Regions from separate parts of the Homo sapiens genome. Here all the other regions are linked to region 1. The links are chromatin loops, found by intact Hi-C in ENCODE. Cell type or tissue: dorsolateral prefrontal cortex. All regions are shown on one strand. Links, peaks and the distances in the headings refer to the core of each region. The heading gives the core; the rest is flanking DNA. Region 1 overlaps CCNY (cyclin Y). Region 2 overlaps LOC107984220 (a long non-coding RNA gene). Region 3 overlaps CCNY (cyclin Y). Region 4 overlaps CCNY (cyclin Y).

What was found. A loop is a pair of places that touch in the nucleus more often than their neighbours do. Peaks named below come from ENCODE experiments on the same cell type or tissue, not always from the same donor. Only the 100,000 strongest peaks of a DNase experiment are listed, where the experiment ranks them.
Region 2: a loop joins it to region 1, with 7 times the contacts of the local background. A loop is called at or near these places in 4 of 110 quality-filtered maps.
Region 3: it touches region 1 in a loop (3-fold over the local background); 23 of 110 quality-filtered maps call a loop at or near these places.
Region 4: it touches region 1 in a loop (2.5-fold over the local background); 24 of 110 quality-filtered maps call a loop at or near these places.

The regions. Positions count from the first base shown.
Region 1 is chr10:35,344,530-35,350,017 of GRCh38, forward strand. All of the region lies in intron 1 of CCNY (cyclin Y), which reads left to right. Among named protein-coding and RNA genes, the nearest start is that of CCNY, 11 kb to the left of the region's middle. In dorsolateral prefrontal cortex, for the core only: a CTCF peak has its summit at 2,729; a DNase peak (open chromatin) is centred at 2,752; H3K4me3 peaks cover 2,972 bases; H3K27ac peaks cover 5,000 bases.
Region 2 is chr10:35,297,269-35,302,756 of GRCh38, forward strand. It overlaps LOC107984220 (a long non-coding RNA gene), which reads right to left. Exons shown (of 3, transcript XR_007062113.1): 2 at 1,806-1,991. It also overlaps a transcript of CCNY not described here. Among named protein-coding and RNA genes, the nearest start is that of CCNY-AS1, 36 kb to the right of the region's middle. RefSeq lists an enhancer at 2,326-3,525 and a silencer at 3,248-3,297. In dorsolateral prefrontal cortex, for the core only: no CTCF peak of the experiment used is centred there; a DNase peak (open chromatin) is centred at 3,033; H3K4me3 peaks cover 841 bases; H3K27ac peaks cover 1,070 bases.
Region 3 is chr10:35,459,727-35,465,214 of GRCh38, forward strand. The region is part of intron 1 of CCNY (cyclin Y); the gene reads left to right. Among named protein-coding and RNA genes, the nearest start is that of CCNY, 130 kb to the left of the region's middle. RefSeq lists enhancers at 2,444-2,988, 2,989-3,531, 3,956-4,456. In dorsolateral prefrontal cortex, for the core only: no CTCF peak of the experiment used is centred there; a DNase peak (open chromatin) is centred at 2,984; H3K27ac peaks cover 5,000 bases.
Region 4 is chr10:35,406,585-35,412,072 of GRCh38, forward strand. The region is part of intron 1 of CCNY (cyclin Y); the gene reads left to right. Among named protein-coding and RNA genes, the nearest start is that of CCNY, 73 kb to the left of the region's middle. In dorsolateral prefrontal cortex, for the core only: no CTCF peak of the experiment used is centred there; a DNase peak (open chromatin) is centred at 2,807; H3K27ac peaks cover 1,975 bases.

The DNA.
Region 1 (5,488 bases), core at 387-5,386:
AAATACAAAAAAAATTTTTTTTTCAGTTGGTATACTTTATTTCTTTTTTACTTTTTAAATTATACTTTAAGTTTTAGGGTACATGTGCACAATGTGCAGGTTTATTACATATGTATACATGTGCCATGTTGGTGTGCTGCACCCATTAACTCGTCATTTAACATTAGGTATATCTCCTAATGCTATCCCTCCCCACTCCCCCCACCCGACAACAGGCCCCGGTGTGTGATGTTCCCCTTCCTGTGTCCATGTGTTCTCATTGTTCAATTCCCACCTATGAGTGAGAACATGCCGTGTTTGGTTTTTTGTCCGTGCGATAGTTTGCTGAGAATGATGGTTTCCAGCTTCATCCATGTCCCTACAAAGGACATGAACTCATCATTTTTTATGGCTGCATAGTATTCCCTGGTGTATACGTGCCACATCTTCTTAATGCAGTCTATCATTGTTGGACATTTGGGTTGGTTCCAAGTCTTTGCTATTGTGAATAGTGCCGCAATAAACATGCATGTGCATGTGTCTTTATAGCAGCATGATTTATAATCCTTTGGGTATATACCCAGTAATGGGATGGCTGGGCGAAATGGTATTTCTAGTTCTAGATCCCTGAGGAATCACCACACTGACTTCCACAATGGTTGAACTAGTTTACGTCCTACCAACAGTGTAAAAATGTTCCTATTTCTCCACATCCTCTCCAGCACCTGTTGTTTCCTGACTTTTTAATGATTGCCATTCTAACTGGTGTGAGATGGTATCTCATTATGGTTTTGATTTGCATTTTAAAAAATTAGCTGGGTGTGGTGGCGGGTGCCTGTGGTCCCAGCTACTCAGGAGGCTGAGGCAGGAGAATGGCGTGAACCCAGGAGGCGGAGCTTGCAGTGAACCGAGGTAGCGCCACTGCACTCTAGCCTGGGTGACAGTGAGACTCCATCTCAAAAAAAAAAAAAAAAACTGACTCGCCTTACACATTGAGGTAGTACTATGAGGATCCAAATGAGGCTAAAATGCTTAAAAAGCCACAAAGTACTAGATGAACTTATGTCATTATGAATGTGGTACTCATATTGATTTTCTTGTATTATATGTGAAGTGTGCTCCAGTATCTCCACCTAATTATGTTTGGACTGTCCATAGTTGGAGAAGCTGGAAGCCTAAAGAGCTTATCCTAACAAAGACATCAAAGCAGGCTTCAAGGCAGTCCCAGAGCATAACTGTAATTTTAGAGCTGGGTAGGGTAAGGTTATATAGAGCTGTCTGACCTTTGAGTGGGATGCTTGCTGGCTGTAGAATTTGGAATAGAAATACTATTTCTCAGATTCATTACTCTTCTGAGTTGCATCTTTCTGAAGTCAGTGTGATGCCACACAGGAGCAGTGGGATGAATATTTGAAGAAGCTTTCCCTGACTCCTGGGGTAATGGAACCCACCCAGGCTGTCTGCTAACTGTGTCCCCGGAACCACATTCCTAGGAATGTCAGCATGCACCCTTAGGTGTAAGCTGGAGCCAGGGCTTGCTTGCTTGCTTATTTATTTATTCAAAGAATAGGATTTTGAGGCATGCATAAATATGCTTTATTATATTAAAATACTGCTTTTTAATAAAGGGTAGTTGGTTACCTAAAATAATAAGATCAAGCGTTCCTCAGCAGGTTATTAGGGGCTGTTGTTCTCATTTCTTTTAGGAAAGGAATCTAACTGGCTAGACCCACAATTGCAGGGAGCTCAGGAGATACCCCACCCACCTTTTCTTTCTTGCTGTTGGCTCTGTGTGTTGCTGGTAGCTGTTGCTAGGCTCTCTGTCTCCCTTTACTTTTTCTAGGGGCTTCCTTTGCTATTTGCCAGCTTGGAAAGAAGGGTGTGCTAAAGCTAAAATTGAGCATGTCAGCCTGGCAAGTCACATTGGTGGATCCCACACATCAGCAAGATTTTGCCTGTAAAGTCTCTTGATGACTCTGGCAGAAGAGGTCATTTCAGGGGTTGGCCAACTCCAGACTGCCACTTTGTTGCCTTGCCAGGAAGGTTGCTTTTCAAATAGATAAGTGGAAAACCTGTAAATCTGTTTTTTTCACCTTTGTCAGAAGATGGACATTCTATACATTAGGTTTTACTGTTTTTTTGAGATGGGTTTTGTTCTGTTGCCCAGGCTGGAGTGCAGTGGCGTTAGCTCACTGCAAACCTCCGCCTCCTGGGCTTAAGTGATCCTCCCACCTCAGCCTCCTGAGTAGCTGGGACTATAGTCGTGTGCCACCATGCCCAGCTAATTTTTGTATTTTTTGTAGAGACAGGGTTACGCCTTGTTGCCCGGGCTGGTCTCGAACTCCTGGGCTCAAGCCATCTGCCCGCCTCGGCCTTCCAAAGTGCTGGGATTATAGGTGTGAGCCACCATGGGTTGCCCCATTAGTTTGTAAAGAAACTTTTTTGTTATTGTTTTGTTTTGTTTTGTTTTTTAGTATGGTTTAAAAACTGATCTGAGAGGCAGTTTCATAAAAGAAATTGTAAAATGTTTTGGGCCATGGTAACAACTCTGGGCTGAGTCTAGTCTCCCATGGTTATACTACTTGCATTAAAAAGTACTTCACTGCAGACACATTATCCCTTATTGGGGATGTGTAGTGGGGCTTCAGACACATTGTCCCGTACTGGGGATGTATAGTGGGGCTTCACTGGGTATGGTGTATTTGAGTGGCTTGCTCAGCAGAGATGTGTGAGCAGCTTAGACATGTCAGCTGGCTCCTGGTACTGAGAGAAATACAGCTGGGCACAGTAAGGAGAATTGTTAGCAACTACAATCACATCCGTGCCAGTTTGCTTTGTGAGCTTTGCAGAAATCCCAGTTGGGTGGTGAAATGCAAGTCACTTCTATTTTGGATGCCTCTGATTATAGACCTTCTGACTGTTGAAGGCTGACTAGGAAATACTCTGCATGGGAGTTCTATGTAATATAGCTATATGTTTCAAAACTGTGAGTGCAGTGCTTACAACATTTTATAAGCAAGTTCTTTATTTTGGGTGGATGCTTCTGTTCTTGGTGGTCAATAAGGAAAAAGAGCAGTTATTAAGGATATTTTGTTTATATTTGGTAAGCTCCTTGTCTCACACTGCAGATTTAACATGAATCAGAGGAATTAGTGTATGGGTGGGTAGGATGAGTTCTGTTTTTTGCTTCTCAAGAAAAGATTTCACTCCAAATTTAGAATTCTGTCTATTAATGATTATATGATCTTAGGATTTTAATTGACTTTCAGGATTTTATTGGATACATTTATTCCAGTTAGTGCAATGATAATAATCCTTTAAATTATTTCTGGTTCTTACAGTAGGTTTGTAAAATTTGTGTAGTTGTTTAAAAGTCCAGGTTTTACAGCTCCTCGTCTGTGTATCCTGTCAAAGTCCCGGAGGAGAAAGAAGTCATGGTGCTGTGTTTAATCCAGTTTCAAAAATTTCAGACGCACATATTTATCAAGGATTCCTTTCATTTACAGTGAGTGTTAACTTTTGTCAGTTTAGGGATAATCTTATTTTTCCACAGCCTTTTTTCCCTCAAGCTGTGAACCGTTATTGCACCATGTAGTGCTTGTTGCTCTTTTGCTTGCAAAGTGATGATAAGCAGTTTATATAGCATTAGAGATTGTGTTCTATATTCTGAAAGCCAAAGCTGATGTTATTGAAGAGTTACAAGTTGTTTATTCACTCTAATGTTAGCAAATATTCGACTCCCACTTTTCTGTAAGATAAGTCTGATGTCTGATTTGTCATTTCTCCTATTTGGTGGTAGGGAGTCTGGAGGAAGCCTAGCAACCTTGCTGTTCAGAAAGGATGATGCCAGGCATAACCACGGAGGGGTCCATCTGAGGGCTGCTTTGCGAACCACTGGCTTCTGAGGAAGATTGTTGGTTCCGTTAGGGCACATATCTTAAGCACCGTGTGTGCTCTGCAGGCACACTTGGCTGTTGGTTGAGTTCTCTTCTGAAGCAGGAGGATACGACTTCGTCACTCACAGTACGAAGCTGCCTGCAGTCTCTGGATGTTGGAAGTGTAAGATGTGAGCAGAGAATATGAGCAGGAGCCCCCGTCCAGGGTGGGATGAGTCAGGGAGGACCCCATTGCAAGATAGCAGGGCTCTGAAAGCCCGGCAGGGCCCTGAGAGGTCAGCAGCAGGCAGCCAGAAGTAGGTTGGGTGCTTTTATTCTTAGCGATGTTTGGGTGCCTGTGTGCTGTGCCCTGGAGAATGGTTCGGGCTGGACAGCTAGCATGGCAGTGATTCTCAGTCAGGGATGGTCTGAATCTGGACACAATTTCCTTCTTTCATGGAACTAATATTCTGAGAGAAACAGTTGTTGAAATCTAAGTTGGGTTTTTTTTTTTTGAAAATGAACCTTACTCTTGTATCCAGGATATTTTGTAAGGGAGCATTGTAACAGGAATCCAGTGACCCTTGAACAACACTAACTTGAACTGTGCGGGTACACTTCCATGTGAATTTTTTCCAACCAAACCAGGTTGAAAATGCAGTGTTCTCGGGATGTAAAATAGAGGGCCGCCTTTTTGTGTATCAGCGGGTTCCACAGGGTGGACGGTGGGACTTGAGCGTGCTTGGGTTTTGGTATCTGCAGGGGTCCTGGAACCAATCCCCCTCGGACACTGAGGGATGGCTGTAGAGGTAAGAGTGAAGGGTACCTCTGGAAGGAGAGCTCAGCAGGTGAGTTAGAGAAGGGATGGTGTAGATGTGTGAGCAGTCTGCTAGGAGACAGCCAGCTGCCTCATGGACACAGCAGAGCCTCTCCTTGCTACCCACTCTCCCACAACCTCAGACTACATCTGTGTCTTCACTTTGGAAGTGGCATGTTGACAGTCAAGGCCTCAAATGAGTGCATTTCCCTGCCCTCTTTGTCTGGCTTTAACATGGTTTGAAACATGATGTTAAACTACAATATTGATGCCAACCAGAGAAGGACAGTGTGCAAGTTGGCGATACACTTCTTAGTGTTCTGTTCCCTAAGCTCATTTTCATAAATGGGTTTCTTTCTTGATTAGTCATATTCACATATGAATGTGTATTTGCTAAATCTCAATTCTTGGTGTGAAATTCAAGGACACTTTAAAGCAGGAATTGATAAGGAAGCTATAGCAGGGTTTCTCCCTCCCAGCACTGTTGACATTAGGGGGGGCTGCCCTATCCATTGCAGGATGTTTAGCGGCCTCCCACCTCTGTCCACCAGATGCCATGCCAGCTGCAGCAACAGCACCCTCCATAACAACAACAAAAAAATGTTTCCAGATGTGGCCAAATGAAATCTCCCCTGAGAGGGCAACTCCTCTACTCTGCCTGAAAATCAGTGCCTTACAGGCTCTAGGATTCCAGGTGAAAGAGAAATTTAGTAGAGCAATTTGCAGTGGTTCTGCTTTCTTCGTATCTGTCACTTGCACACATCACGGCCTCAGGGGTTGCAGGGGTTGCACAGCTCCAGGGCTGCCATTAGCATCA
Region 2 (5,488 bases), core at 342-5,341, 47 kb before region 1:
AATAGATGCAGAAAGGCTTTTGATAAAATTCAACATCGCTTCATGTTAAAAACTCTCAATAAACAAGGCATTGAAGGAATATACGTCAAAATAATAAGAGCTATCTATGACAAACCCACAGCCAACATCATACTGACTGGGTAAAAGCTGGAAGCATTCCCCTTGAAAACTGCCACAAGACAAGGAACCACTCCTATTCAATATAGTACTGGAAGTCCTGGCCAGAGCAATGAGGCAGGAGGAAGAAATAAAAGGCATCCAAATAGGAAGAGAGGAAGTCAAACTATCCCTGTTTACAGATGATATGATTCTATATCTAGAAAACCCCATAGTCTCTGCCCTAAAACTCCTTGATCTGGTAACTTCAGCAAAGTTTCAGGATACAAAATTAACGTACAAAAATCAATAGCATTCCTAAACACCAACAACATCCAAGCTGAGAGCCAAATCAGGAATGCAATCCCATTCACAATTGCCACAAAAAGAAAAAAATACCTAAGAATACAGCTAACCAGCGAGGTGAAAGATCTCTACAAGAAGAATTACAAAACACTGCTCAAGGAAATCAGAGATGACTCAAACAAATGGAAAAAACATTCCATGTTTGTGGATAGGAAGAATCAATATCATTATAACGGCCATACTGCCCAAAGCAACTTACATATTTAACATCACTCCTATCAAACTACCAATGACATTCTTCATGGAGCTAGAAAAAACTATTTAGAAGTTCTTATGAAAAAAAAAAAAAGAGCCTGAATAGCCAAGGGAATTCTAAGCAAAAAGAACAAAGCTGGAGGCATCATATTACTCAACTTCAAACTATACTACAGGGCTACAGTAACCAAAACAGCATGGTACTGGTACAAAAGCAGACACATAGACCAATGGAACAGAAATTTGTTGAAGTGTAATTAACGTAAAATAAGCACACCCATTTTAGGTGCACCTTTCAATGAGTTTTCACAAATATAATCTCACCATATTCAAGATATAGAACATTTCCATCATCCCCCAAAGTTCCTTCATATCTCCTTGCAACAATCCCAACCCAACTCTTGGCACCAGGGAATGACTGATTTGCTTTGTGTCACTATTGATTAGTTTTACATTTTCTAGAATTTTCTATAAATGTAATCATAACAATATACTCTTTATGTCTGGCCTTTCAGCATGTTTCAGGGATTTATCAATGTTGTATGTGTTAGTACTTTGCTCATTTGTATTGTTGAGTATTATTCCATTCTTTTCTTTTTTAAAAAACAGAGACAGGGTCTTGCTCTGTTTCTCAGGCTGGAGTACAGTGGCACAATCATGGCTCACTGCAGCTTCAAACTCCTGGGCTCAGGCACTCTTCCTTGCCTCAGCCGCCTGAGTAGCTAGGACTACAAGTGAGGGCCACCACGTCTGGCTAATTTTTTTTATTTAATTTTTTGCGGAGACAGGGTTTCACTATGTTGCTCAGGTTGGTCTCAAACTCCTGGCTTCATGTGGTGCTGCACTTCAGTCTCTCAAAGTGCTGAGATTACAGGCATGAGCCATTGCACCTGGCCTTGTTGTTGTTGTTTTTTTGTAACTGTAGTTAGTTTATCAAGTTATCTATTGATGAATATTTGGTTGGTTGTTTCCAGTTTTTGAAAATTATAAAGATGATTAAAATCATTTATGTGTATGTTTTGTATGAGCATATGTTTTCATTCTTCTTAGGTAAATACCAAGAAGTGCAATTGTTTATATGTTTGACTTCATTATTTAAAAAAACTGACAACTGTTTTCAAAGTGATTGTAACATTTCACATTCTTACCAGCAGTGTAGAAGAGTTCCAGTTTCAGTTACTGATTTCTAATTAAATTGCATTTTGTTGGAGAAGCCCGGTATGTGATTTCAATCCTGCTGGATTTATTGAGACTAGTTTCATGGCCCAGCATATGATGAACGTTCCATCTGCACTGAAAACACTGTTTAGTCTGCCATTGCAGGGTGGAGCGTTCTGTAAAAGTTAATTGGATCCAGTTAGTTGATAGTGCTGTTCAAGTCTTCTGTATTCATACCAGTTTTCTGTCTGCTATTTCTATCAATACAAGAGAAGGTGGTGAAATATGCAACTTAAATTATGGATTTGTCTTTTTCCCCTTTCAAATTCTGTCAGTTTTCGCTTCAAGTCTTTTGAAGTTCTACAACTGGGTGCATTCACATTTAGGAATGTTATTTTTTCTTAGTGACTTGATAGTTTATCATTGTGAAATGTCCCTCCTTATGTCTGGTAATATTTCTTGTCCTAAAGTGTGTTTTGCCAGAAATGGATACAGTCAATCCACCTTTCTTATGTCTCATGTTTACCTTTTTTCATCCTTTTACTTTTAACATTCTTGTGTCTGTATAAAGTGGATTTCTTGTAGACACCAGAGAGTCAGACCTTACTTTATTACCCAATTGGATAATCTTTGATTTATAATTGGAATGCTTAATTCATATACATTTAGTATAATTACTGATACGGTTAGGTTTAAATCTACTGTCTTGCTGTTTGTTTTCTATTTATACCATATGTTTTTATTTTTTTCTTCTTTTCCTGCCTTTTTGGATTAGTTGAGTATTTTTCAGTATTTCATTTTATATTCTCCATTGGTGAATAACACTCCTTTTTTAAAAACAATTGTTGCTGTAGGTTTACAGAATACATCTTCAGTTTATCAGTGTACCTTCAAATAATATGATGCCACTCCTACAATCACGTAAGTTTTCAGAACAGTATCCTTTCGAGGTCTTTAGGCTTTGTCTTTTCAGAACCTGAACATCTCTCAGATCTCTGGGGACTGCTCCTCTTACAGTTTCCTAGTAGATGCTCTTTGCTTGGCCTCGCAGAGTTTTACGTTGTGCGTGAGCCAAAGATGTAAGAGGGCTCCCATGTGGATTTCGAGCTCTTGCTCTGTCTAGCTTACTCATCTGTGGTACCCCGCCCTGGAAATTCCAGCTGCCCTCCCTCATCCCTACTTCTGCTCTGTCTCATCAAAGCAGCAAGGCTGCCACGCCCTGCCTGAGATGCCACGCCCTGCCTGAGTTCCCCTCCTGTATCACAATCTGCAAAGCAGCTTCAGAAAGAAAGCTGGGGTGATCGTGGGTCTTGCCTTGTTTCACTTCTCTCGGGGGTTACAGTTCTGCTTTGTCTGTTGTTCAGAGTCTGAAACAATTGTTTCATATATCTTCTCTAGCGTCCTGCTGTTTATTGCAGTAGGGCAAGTCCAGTACCAGTTACTGCTTCATGGCCAGAAGCAGTAGTCTTGTCTCATATTTGTTTTTCTTAGATCTTTATTTTTGCATTCGCTTATACAATTTATTTTTTATGTATCATTGCCACATGGTTCATTAAAAATCTATGTTTATTTTCTGCTTAACAACTGCTTTACTCAGTGGGTTACATGTGCTTGCAGACATACTGCTTAGAGCATTTTCAAAGTAAATATGCTGTTTGTTAAGACTTCTAATGTAAGCTCTATTATTTATTCAAGCTAGTATTCTAATATTCATTCCATTATTATTATTATTATTTTTGAGATGGAGTTTTGCTCTTGTCACCCAGGCTGGAGTGCAGTGGTGCAATCTCAACTCACTGCAACCTCTGCCTCCCAGGTTCAAGTGATTCTCCTGCCTCAGCCTCCCAAGTAGCTGGGATTACAGGCGGCCACCACCATGCCTGGCTAATTTGTTTTATATTTTTAGTAGAGACGAGGTTTCACCATGTTGGCCAGGTTGGTCTCAAACTCCTGACCTCAAGTGATCCGCCCGCTTCGGCCTCCTAAAGTGCTGGGATTATAGGGGTGAGCCACTGTGCCCGACTATTATACCCATTTAAATAGGAGAAAAGATGCTTTAGAGAGATCACACAAGGATTCAAACTCAGATAATCTGGCACCAGGGCTGAGATCTTAACTACAACATATATTAGCTTTCGGAGCTATTTTTGCCTAAATACAAGCATAATATTCCTTGTTTAACAAATATATGGCCAATGTGTGTAGACATGATGGAAGGTCCAGTTTTGAATATGGGTTGAAATGTGTTATCTATTTCCATTAACACTAGAAAGAGTTGTCTGAGAGACAGTGTGAAGACTTTCCTGGAAATGTTTCATAATAGAATTGTTTATATCCTACCTAGGAGAGTGAAGGTAAAATGAAGTCACTTCACTTCCATGTAGTCCATGGCAAACTGTGATAATCAATTTGCAGATGTTCTTGGCTGTATAGAGCTTTTATGCACGGTATTTCTCTTACTCCCTGAACACATGGGATATTTGAGCCTGACAAATTAGCAGTCTTTTCTTATTTTTTTTATTGGAAGCCTGTTTTCATCGCTGTCTTTTGTTTTGCTTTGTTTTGAGACAGGGTCTCACTGTCACCCAGGCCTGGAGAGCAGTGGCATGATCACGGCTCACAGAAGACTTGATCTCCCTGGGCGCAAGTGATCCTCCTGCCTCAGCCTCCTGAGTAGCTGGGACAGGTCTACAGGTGCATGCCACCATGCCTAGCTAATTTTTGTATTTTTTGTAGACATAGTCTCAATATGTTGCCCAGGCTGGTTTCAAACTCCTGGGCTCAAGCGATCTGCCCGCCTCGGCCTCCCAAAATGCTAGGATTACAGGTGTGAGTCACCCCGCCCAGCCTTCATTGTTATTTTTTATTTTATTTATTTATTTATTTATTTATTTTTTGAGGCGGAGTTTTGCTCTTATCGTCCAGGCTGGAGTGCAATGGCGTGATCTCGGCTCACTGCAACCTCCGCCTCCCAGGTTCAAGCGATTCTCTGCCTCAGCCTCTTGAGTAGCTGGGACTACAGGCACACGCCACCACGCCTGGCTAATTTTTGTGTTTTTAGTAGAGATGGGGTTTTGCCATGTTGGCCAGGATGGTCTCGATCTCCTGACCTCATGACCCACCTGCCTCGGCCTCCCAGAGTGCTGGGATTACAGGTGTAAGCCACCACGCCCATCCTCATTGCTATTTTTCTATCAAAACAGCAGGTTAATACTTTGACATCTTAATTTTTTTTTTTTTTTTTTGAGACAGAGTCTTGCTCTGTCACCCAGGCTGGAGTGCAGTGGCGCGATCTCGGCTCACTGCAACCTCCGTCTCCTGGGTTCAAGTGATTCTCCTGTCTCAGCCTCCTGAGGAGCTGGCACTGCAGGCATGCACCACCATGCCTGGCTAATTTTTGTATTTTTGGTAGAGACGGGGTTTCTCCATGTTGGCCAGGCTGGTCTCGAACTCCTGACCTCAGGCGATCCACTTGCCTCAGCCTCCCAAAGTGCTGGGATTATAGGCATGAGCCACTGCGCCCGCCCCGACATGTTAATATTTTAAGATGAAGAACAAAACAGCCAACCTAAGAAAAACAACTAGCAGGCACCCAAGGGCATCTCAGGATGAAAAATCTGTGGCTGAACAATTCAATCTACATCATAGCCACTGAGAACAATATTAATTTCTC
Region 3 (5,488 bases), core at 219-5,218, 120 kb after region 1:
TCTCATTGCACCATCATGACTTGCCTGGAGGTTGAGGAATGGGCAGATAATTATTATACCTGTTACTTAATCAGATGTGCACTGGATGAGCACCTGCTTGGGGCTCTCCTTGTGTTGGGTACTTGGGGGGAATACATACTTGGAGGGAGTACTTTATACCAGGACTAACAAGTACAGCTAACTGATCTTCCAGTCCCTTGCTAATTAAAAGGAAGGGAAAAAAAGGATTACTGGCTGAGGTAGATATAAATGCAGCCTAAAACAACATCTGATAGCCTGGAAATCAGATACAAAAGCTGTGAAGACCTCCATTGCATGCTAGTGGAATAGCAGGGGATGTTAACAGCATCTCTTCCTTGGTGAGGTAGCATGGTGTCATGGGAAAGAATGGCCTTTGTTTCAGGTAGAGCTCCCTGATATCCCTGACCTAGTGTCTCCCTGCCGCTTGGCAGCTGTGTGAACTTAGTAATGTTCTTTAACATCTCTGAGCCTCTTTTAAAAAATCTCTCTCTCTCGTATATCTCTATTTAGTTATTGAGAATCAACTCACTGTAGGCATTGCATAAGAGAAACACAGTGGTGATGCCCCCTGGCCCTCAGGGTCCCACCTTGTTGAAACAGTGTCATCATACCTAGGAAGAAGCATCACTTCATTCATCTACACCATGGGTGTCCAATCTTTTGGCTTCCCTGGGCCACATTGGAAGAAGAAGAATTGTATATGTACACACACACACACACAGGATAATTATTAGAAGTTTCAAGGTTTTGTGGAAATTGGAATTTATGTAGGTGAAATGCCTGGATACAGTGCCTGGCACATAACATTCATTCAGTAAGCATCAAGCTACTGTTATTATAAATATGATTTGAACAAATGGAAGAGAAAAAAGAAAATACCTTTAGCAGGAGCTCAGAGGAAATAATCAGCATGAAATGTTCGTGGAACATATTTAATGTGTTATCTATTCTGTTGCATAAGGTTTTCTAAAGTGTCCTGAATGTGGCAGCACAGTACCTATGGCACGGCACAGTATCATAATACTCCTCACTCAGTTATTTCCTCCTTTCATTAGCCCAGGTTCTCTTGTTTTATTTGTTACTCAGTCATTTATAGAGCATGGATGATAAGTGATGCTCCATGCCAAGCACTGTACTGTGTCTAAGATGAACAGGATACAGTATTTGTAATCAAAGGAACTTGTATGTGGAGGTTGGGCTAGGACATCCACTTATTATAAACTGAGGGAGGGATGTGAAGAGTGGGGAGCAGTGGGCAGGGGTGGGAGGGGCTGATGATCCACCCAGCTGGCCTGAAATAGGAGACGATGGCATGGACAGCTCCCAGGCCCACCACTGGGCTGGCTGAAGGTCTCCTGTTTATGGAAGCAAGTGGGGGATCTGAAGGATGACACTTTCCATATCCTGTGCCTGAGGTTTGGTTGTGTTAAAGAGAAAATTATTCCATGAGTCTTGTTAAAGCACAGTAAGGCAAACTTGACTAAGGACCATCTCGATAGGTAGAGGGACTGCAGCAATGGGGTTTTGTGATGGGGGAAAGAGATTAGGTTCAAGTCTAAATATAGCATGGGCAAGTGGGAATTTATGGCCAAGGAGCAAGGGATGTGGTTAGTGAATGGAAAATTACTAAGAGGAAACATCAGGAGTAAGGAGAATTCTGGCTAAATCAGTCTGACAGGATTCTTGCTGAAGGCAGACAGGGAGGATCACCTGAGGGTGATCAAGGACAAGGAGCTTGATTAGATGTCGAGGGTCAGGGGTTCTTGCTAATCTGACTTAGCAGGGTGCTTTGCTAAAAGTGGAGTTTATAAGGAAGTGCACAGTTGGGCCCAGGAGAAGGTTCAGAAACCCGACCAAAGCTTGGCCAAGCAAAGACTCTTTCTTTAGAGTCATCCCCCAGCATCTTGGGGATCTTTTTCAGAATACTTGGGACCACTTGATGAAAATTTGAACCCAAGGTCTCTTTTGCTGCCCTTTTTCTAGTGTTCATGGCTTCTATGTGTATTATTCATGGCAAAGTATGGGCCCTTGGTCTACTGAATGATTTTGTGTTTGAAAGTGGAAATGTCTGATTTGTTATTGAGGTATCTCAGTGTTAGCATCTTCATTTGTCCCTGATGTTATTGAGTCCAGCCTGCATACGTAAATGCATAAATAAATCTCTCTGTGGATTTTCTGTTTTTTTTTCTCCCGGCACATCCCACTCTTTGCACCTCTCCTTACACTCAATATAGTTATATTCCAGGCTCCTCTAATCTCCAGGCATTTGCTTCAATGGTGGCCACACTCTAAGGCACTCAATTCAGTACTGGAGTTTGATCCTAACTCTAGAAAATCAAGTCTTTACATGTCAGCCATAAACCTCTGGAAGTGGATTAAATAGGAATTTTGATGATTAAATGTGAATATTACCACAATATAATAAAATTGATGTTTTTCACTAAAGTAACATTGTGACACCTTTGCATCCACAGAAACAGTGTTTCTTCAAAGCAGCCATGTTAGGTGGAGCTCGTTTTGATGCCTCTTTAGGAATGGCGGTAGTCCTGGCTCACCAGTGGCAGAAGGACCCCGTCTTGCCACTGGATAGTGTATCCGCTCCCTTTCTCCTGTATTTTGCTCCTTGAGATTTCCTGCACTTAGCATCTCTGCATCTTCACCCTCATCTCACCCTTCTGGTATTGCTTTGCCATTATGATCTGAGAAGATCCTCTTCTGAAAATCAGGAAACCATGGTGAACTAGCTAGACAGTGAGACCATGCTGAGGCTGGAACCAAGAGCCTTACTCTGAACCTAACAGGAAGCGATTGAACTTTCAGAAACACAGAGGGCAAGGACCTCTCTGCCAGGACCTGTCTTATTTGCTTATTTGCACTCACTGCTGCTGCAGCTGCTCTCTGTGACAGCTTCTCAGAGTGTGCGGGTGGAGGGGTCATTCCAGAGCAGAGGGGCTGGTGCTGGATTGGAAAGCTGCCCACCACTCCAGGTCAGAAACACTAGCCGTCCCTCTACCCACAGCCTGCACAAGTTGTGTCCCAGATCTCAGTGTGGGTGGTGCCCCTGTCAGGAGGGCTCTTTCCATTGAGCGCCTCTGCAGGGTGCACTGCTGTGCTGTGAGGAAGGCAGAGCAGAGGACAATGGGATCTTGGCATTCCCAGCATTGTATTGTGTATCAGCTACGTTAGGCCTTAGTTAGAGATATTTGGGGAAATGGTTGCAGCGGCACTTTTGGAAAGTATAAACTGCTGGTAAATGGAGGTTCTGTACACTGAAAGTGAAGGTGTGTCTCCTTGACACTGCCTTTTGGCAGATGGAGGTTCCTGATCTTCATGGCTTCTAAGGAAGTGACTTCTTTCACTAGAGGGATTCAAGCTAGGGTTCTGCATTCAGATGTGCTAGATGTGGAACCATAGTTGTGCTATGTGCTAGGAGTCTGACTTTGTATGATTTACCTTATCTGGTTCTCCTTATTCATCTAAAAAATAGGATTAGTAATGTCTGTTTTAGAGAGTGTCTGTGAGGATTAAATAAACATGTCTGGCACATGGTAGATGCTTACTAAACATTAGTTTCTTCCTGTGTTCTTGGTTACCCACAGAGTTAACGTTCAGAAAGCATCTGTTACCTCAGTAACAATGGACGTAGAATATGCTAACTCAGGTGATCCAGAGTATATGCATATATGTATATAAGTTACTGAATCTGACAGAAGGAAGAGTCAAGGATGTTTTGGTGACTGAACTCTAAAGCAGCATAAGCTCGTGGAAGGTAATAAATAGTGAAACTCTGGAAGCACCAAGTTTAAAAGGAAAAAGAGTCAATGAAGCTAAGAGATTACAATTTGATAACAAATGACATCATATACCAACACTTTAGGAAACAACTGTCAGGCAGAACTTTAAAAAAAGATTTATGGAAATTGTTTTAAAACTCATTATTAAATTTGGCAGCACATCCTCAACTTGGAGAGAAAGGAAGAGGCAAAGAAATCAAAGGCTCTGACAGTAATTTATGGATGTAGGCAAATGATAAATACTTCCAGAGCTTGAAATTTACACCATCATTTGCTTGAAAGTAACCACTTGTTAACTGGATTTGGGAAGTAAGTTTATGACATTGACCTACTTCCTGATCATCAGCAAAGAAGCTGCATTATGGAAGGTCCTGCCTGGCCAGCATTAAAGCTTCAGAGTAACAGTGGGCAGAGAAGGTGCAGGAAGCTGCTGCCTCTAGAGCTGGAGATGGTAACAGGCTATCTTTATCTTACTGAGCCTGGAGGAAAAGGTTCTAGGAAATGGGAAAGAGGAGCGGTGTCAGGCATTTGGCACAGCTGTCAGTGGATGGGGCTTAATTGGATTGATGGGCTGTGGTTATCCCACAGATAGGTTAAACCCAGCAGCATATCCACCGCCGAACTGGGTCTTCCAGCTCCCTCCTCTGTGCCTTAGCCCAGTGCATGGCCCCATTGTCAACCACTGCTTGTCACTCTCATCTGCCTCCTTGTCCTCATGTTCCAGCTTTCATTACTTACCAGGTGCATCCCGTCTCCTCCAGATCTTCAAATCCATCTACTTTTTCCAACCCCTTTCCCACGTGGATGATGACCACAGCTCCCAACTGACAACTTTTACTCCTTGGGCTCATTTTTTTCACCAGCGTGCGGTCATAATGGTGTTTTTAAAGTGTGTATTTGGTCTGGTCACTCCACTCCTTCAGTAACTCCCTGGTTCTCTGGGGATAAAAATCCAGACTCCTTCACCAATTTTTTCTCACTGCTTCCCCCTTCTTATGGTGCGTCTCAAATGCCCAGTATGCTTTTTTTTTTTTTTAAATTAACCCTTGTGTCTTTGGTGTACTTTGCTTCTTATGCCCTTCGCCTGCTCCCTTGTTAGCCTGGGTAACTAACCCATTCTTCCTGGAGGCACTTACCTGGGGCAAAAGCCTCTGACTTGTCTGCCTCATGCCCCACCCCCAGCCTTTAACCCTGGGGGCCACAGGGCCTCACCATCGTGTTTCTCTTAAGGAACACCTACATCGAGTTGATTCTCCATAAATATTTGTTGAGTGTTTAATGGAGTAATGATAGTGGACTCAAATGCCTTTTTTCTAGCTTTCAGGGTGTTGTCATTTCATATGCTTTTCAGCTGTCTGCAACAGCAGATTTCATAAATATTGCCCCATAGTTAAAAGACCTAGTCATTTGCTGGGTATTAAAATATCAGCAATCCAAGTGGTATTTTTCCCGTTCCATTGATAGTGCTAATTCATGCCTCTCAGGAGAGGCTGGTTGCTAGGAGATTCTTTCTTTGAGTTCATTTGCATTTGAGTTAATGGTTGGTCCTTGCCAGTTTTTCCTTTTCTTTCCTTAAGTTGTTGAGAAGAGGTATTTCATTTGATCATTCTTTTATGTTCCTTTCATTATTCAGCTTATTTGTTAATGACTGTTGAACATTTGGACTTTATGCA
Region 4 (5,488 bases), core at 377-5,376, 62 kb after region 1:
TTTTCTTAGTACAGAACAAAATGAAAAGTCTCCCATGTCTACCTCTTTCTACACAGACACGGCAACCATCCGATTTCTCAGTCTTTTCCCCACCTTTCCCCCCTTTCTATTCCACAAAACTGCCACTGTCATCATGGCCTGTTCTCAATGAGCTGTTGGGCGCACCTCCCAGACGGGGTGGTGGCCGGGCAGAGGGGCTCCTCACTTCCCAGTAGGGGCGGCCAGGCAGAGGCGCCCCTCACCTCCCGGATGGGGCGGCTGGCCGGGCGGGGGGCTGACCCCCCCCCACCTCCGTCCCCGTCGGGGCGGCCGGCCAGGCAGAGGGGCTTTTTGGAGCTTTTTCTAATGTCGGGAGCGGATTGGGTAATAAAATGCATATTGAAAATAAGGCAGCCTTCTGGCCCCTCTGGGTCTAGGGTGGTAAAGCGTCTAAGGGTTGTTGTCAAACAGGCCTTGAATTGGGTTGAGTTTTTGTATTTGATGAAAAAGAACCTAAATGCTAACTGATTTGGGAGAGGTCAGATAAAGAAAAAAGGAGCATTAACCTTGATTATGCCTTTAGCTCCAGCCACCTCTTTAAGAGGAAATTGTTGGGCAGGTCGGGGAGGGCTAGTCATGGAACGAAACTGTAAACCAGACTGGGTGTGGGGAAGGGAGGTGATAGAAGGATTATAGGGTGGGGAAGCAGAGGCTGAGGAAGAATTGGGACCTGGCTTGGCCTGGCAAGGAGCAGCCTGGGGAGGAGGGGAGAGAGGTCAGATGGGTCCCTAGAAAAGGAAGATTCAAAAGACTCAGAGACGCTTGGGGTTAGGACTGAAGGAACAGACAGGAGAGAAAGAAGAAAGATTTGGGACGACTCTCATTGGGAGCAGAGACTAGGGAGGGACCAGTGTGTAAAAGAATGCCTGGACATCAGGCACCTCAGACCGTTTGCCCATTTTACGACAAGAATTATTTAGATCTTGTAGGATGGAAAAATCGAAAGTGCCGTTTTCTGGCTATTTGGAACCACTGTCGAGTTTGTATTGGGGTCAAGCGGCATTGCAGAAGAAAATAAGACGCTTAGATTTTAGGTCAGGTGAGAGTTGAAGAGGTTTTAAGTTCTTGAGAACACAGGCTAAGGGAGAAGAAGGAGGAGTGGAGGGTGGAAGGTTGCCCATAGTGAAGGAGGCAAGTTTAAAGAGAAGGGTAGAGACACGGAGAAGGGGGGTGGGGAGCAGCCAAAGCAGGCGTCTCCGCACTTGACTTGCCACCAAGGGAATGTGGATGAATGACCAAGGCAGACGTCCCCACGGAGATCAGACACCAGTGGAACGTGGGTGAATAATCAGAGAGGCGTCCTCGCAATGATTAAACACCAAGGGAAGTCTGCCTTCCCGAGTCCGTGACTGGCGCTGGAGTTTTGGGTCAATGGATAAAATATGTCTCCTTTGTCTCCACCAGAAAATGAAAGGAGTTGAAATTAAGAGAAGGGAGAGATTGAAGGGTGGCGCCAAGATTAAAAGGAGAAAGAGGTTGAGGGATAGTGAGAGAGGTTGGAGAAGAGAGTAAAAAGAGGCTGCTTACCTGATCTAAAATTGGGGAGATGTTCCTTGGGCTGGTTAGTCTGAGGACCTGAGGTCATAGGTGGATCTCTTCACGGAGTGAGGGTGAGGACAGGGGACTGGTCTCCCGAAGGAGTCCCGCTGACCTGGGTCTTCGGCACCAAATGTCTCACATGTGCATGTGAAGAGACCACAAAACAGGCTTTGTGTGAGCAACAAGGCTGTTTATTTCACCTGGGTGCCGGCAGGCTGAGTCAGAAAAGAGAGTCAGCAAAGGGTGGTGGGATTATCATTAGTTCTTACAGGTTTTGGGATAGGCAGTGGAGTTAAGAGCAATGTTTTGGGGGCAGGGGGTGGATCTCGCACATTCTCAAGGGCGGGGAGAATTACAAAGAACCTTCTTAAGGGTGGGGGAGATTATGAAGAACCTTCTTAAGGGTGGGGGAGATTACAAAGTATATTGATCAGTTAGGGTAGGGCAGAAACAAATCACAATGGTAGAATATCATCAGTTAAGGCTCTTTTCACTTCTTTTGTGGATCTTTAGTTGCTTCAGGCCATCTGGATGTATACGTGCAGGTCACTGGGAATATGATGGCTTAGCTTGGGCTCAGAGGCCTGACAGTAATATGATGGGTTGAGGGAAAGTTATCAGAAGAGAAAAAGAACAAAAAAATTTCTAGCTTTACTGGAGAATGTTGAAGATGGGGTAAGCAGAGGTTTACGCTAGAAATGGATTCAAGTAGACAAACTGTATTATTTCATCATAAATGCCTCTACTTTGTTCTTTCCTCCCATTACCCTGCTCAATTCTTGTTTTTGTTTTTTTTTTTTCATTCTAGTTATGAAGAAAAACAAAAAGAGTTATTTTGTCTTGACCCAATGCAAAGATGAAAGCAGAAATCAGATTTACCCTATGTAATAGCTTATTACTGGGCAAAGAAATGAAGTACATTAAGGAGGCCTTTTTTTTCCTCCAATGGCTGTTAGATTGTGTATTGCAACCAGGAGTTGTCAAGCTCCTGATCCTAATCCAAGCTGGGGACTGTGGTACAGTGTGGCCAGCTGCCTTGCCAGCTGCCTTACCAGGCAGGTCTCGCATCTGCCATTGTCATCCCATTGGAATCAAGTTGCAAGCCAGTGAACTTGCTGGGGTGTGCCCAGGTCAGAACAGTTACAGCTTAAAAGCCTTTGCTGCCCTTTTTCAGATCCTGTTCCTGGGAGAGTCTCCCACACTAAGTTCAGTGTGGGTACCAGCTGTGGTGAGGGTGTGCTGCCACTGCAGCTGCTGTCTGGGCATCTGTGTTAGGGCCAATACTTCAAGAAGTGTGAGTCATTGTGAAGTGACTGTAGGCAGCTGGGAAATAACAGCTGTGAACAGAAAAAAGACTGGAGGCGTGCTCTCTGGAGGTCTGGGCATAGTGATGAGAGGCTGAGGAACAGAGAGGGAAAAGAAAAATGCAATTCTAAAATTAAAAAGAAAACCTTAATTTAAACCGTGATTTACAGATAATTCCCATGTGTGAGAGACAGTATAGGAAACACTCCAAAGAGCTTGCGTTAAAACAAAAATAAGTAAAAATGTAAAGATTTCCTGCCCCTATGTGAAAAAAGCAATCTGTGATTGTTTTGTTTTATTTTGTTGAGACAGGGTCTTGCTTTGTTGCCCAGGCTGGAGTGCAGTAGCATGATCACGGCACACTGCAGCCATGAACTCCTAGGCTCAAGCAGTCCTCCCACCTTGAGTAGCTGGGACCACACACATGTGTTACCATGCCTGGCTAATTTATTTTTTGTAGAGACAGGGTCTTGCTATGTTGCCCAGGCTGATCTTGAACTTCTGGGCTCCAGTGATCCTCCCACCTCAGCCTCCCAAAGTGCTGGGATTATAAGCATGAGCCCCTGCACCAGCCATGTGATTGTTAGATTGTGCAACTTAGATGGTACAGAAAAGCAAAGGAAGGAAAAATATCAACCTTGTCCTGTCACCCAGGAGGAGGGAGCCAGAGACAGACACATGGTAAGCACAGACTTTGAACAGTGTCAAAGCTTGGAATAAGCTGAGCCTTACACAAATGCTAAAGACAAAACAAAAGAGGAAAAATAGTTTTACGTTTCAAACAGCACCGAGAAAGAGAAATGATCAATAAGTGGAAGAGGATATCAACTGAACAATTTGGTTTTCTCCAACTTTCTTCCCAGCACCTGCTCTGTTGGCATGCCAGCATGAAACCCAGATAAGGAGAGAAATTTCTAAGAGATTTTTTTCTTTTAAAAATTATGATGAACCAGACGCTAAGAGAACTAACACATGTGATCACGGAAACACTGCAGATAAATTTTAAGAAATTGTTAACAATGGGAAAAAAATGTCACAAAGTAAGGCAAATAGGGTCCTAATTTTCCAAAAAGGGAGGAAAGAGTTTCTGTGCACTGTGGATTGGTGAGCTTAACTTTGCTTCTAGGCAAAGGTGATAGAAAGGTTGATTAAATAGTTTCTGGACATTTGGAAAACAAAGAAGAGCTAACTAACTAAAAGCAAGCTTAAGTTCAAGAAGAAGAAATCAGTGCAAGCATACCAGCTTCAGTTTTGAGAGGGTTGTTCCAAGGACAGGCAAGTGCACCAGAGCTCTGCTTCTCAAACTGCATCTGCATCAGTGTCATTGGAGGGCTGGGTTTTGAGACAGTAAGTCTGGAGTAGGGTGGGAGTTTGCATTTCTGGAGTTCCAGGTGACGCTGATGTCGCTGGTCTAGAGAACTACTGCTAGTATACTTGGTGTTGTTGGATTTGGGGAAGACTTGTAACTTTTGGAGAATATTGAGAAATTGGTTGGGAATATTAATGGTGGTGTGTGAAGGGTGAGGGCTTTTAACTGATTAAACAGTGTACAACTTCGTTGTCATTATTTTAACTCGGACAGTTGTCTTTAGTATTTTGTCAGAATACTCTGGCCTTGACCCTCATCTGTTAAGTAATTTCATCAGGGACTCAGACGACAAAAAGGTGTGTTTCTCAAATCTGAAACACAAAAAGATTCTAGCTAATAATGTTGAATGGTTGAGGGTTTAAGTGATCTTGGTATGTTAGATTTAGCAGCGATAGGCCGGGTGCGGTGGCTCACGCATGTAATCCCAGCACTTTGGGAGGCCGAGGCAGGAGGATAACCTGAGGTCAGGAGTTTGAGACCAGCCTGGCCAACATGGTGAAACCCCGTCTCTACTAAAAATACAAAAATTAGCCAGGCATAGTGGCGCGTGCCTGTGATCTCGGCTACTTGGGGATTCTCCTGAGGAAGAATTGCTTGAACTCAGGAGGTGGAGGTTTGCAGTGAGCTAAAATCAAGCCACTGCACTCCAGCCTGGGTGACAGAGCAAGACTCTGTCAAAAAAAAAAAAAAAAAAAAAAAGATTTAGCAGTGATACATGTAAAATGGCTGCAGTTAGTTACAGGAGGCTCTACAATACAATACCTTCTGGGATAAAGGCATAGGAATTTGGGTTGACCTCAGTATTGTTTGAGACAAGGTTAAGGTGGACTATATCTCTTCCATCTGACAACCTGTTTCTCACCCCTACCTGGGAAAGAATGCAGAAACCCAAGACAAGTTTTATGTTCTACTAAGAGATTTCTTCCATGGTCAGGCCATATCTATTGTATTTAGTGCAGTTCTAGCACCACATTTGAAGATTTTGGCAAAATTTGATAGCATCTTGAAGAAAGAGACCAAGGTGTTTAAATCTGGAATGGATTTGCTATGATAACAACACCACTGTCTCACTGGCTTTTCCTAACAAGCCTTAATTTCTTGCTCATATCATGGGAAGGTTGCAGGTGAACTGTGGCTCTGCAGGGCTGTGCTTGGTTCCAAGTGTCTTCCTTCAGGACTCAGACCAAAGGAGCAGCTCCTGTGTGGGTCTGAGACATGCTGTTCTCATGGGAAAGG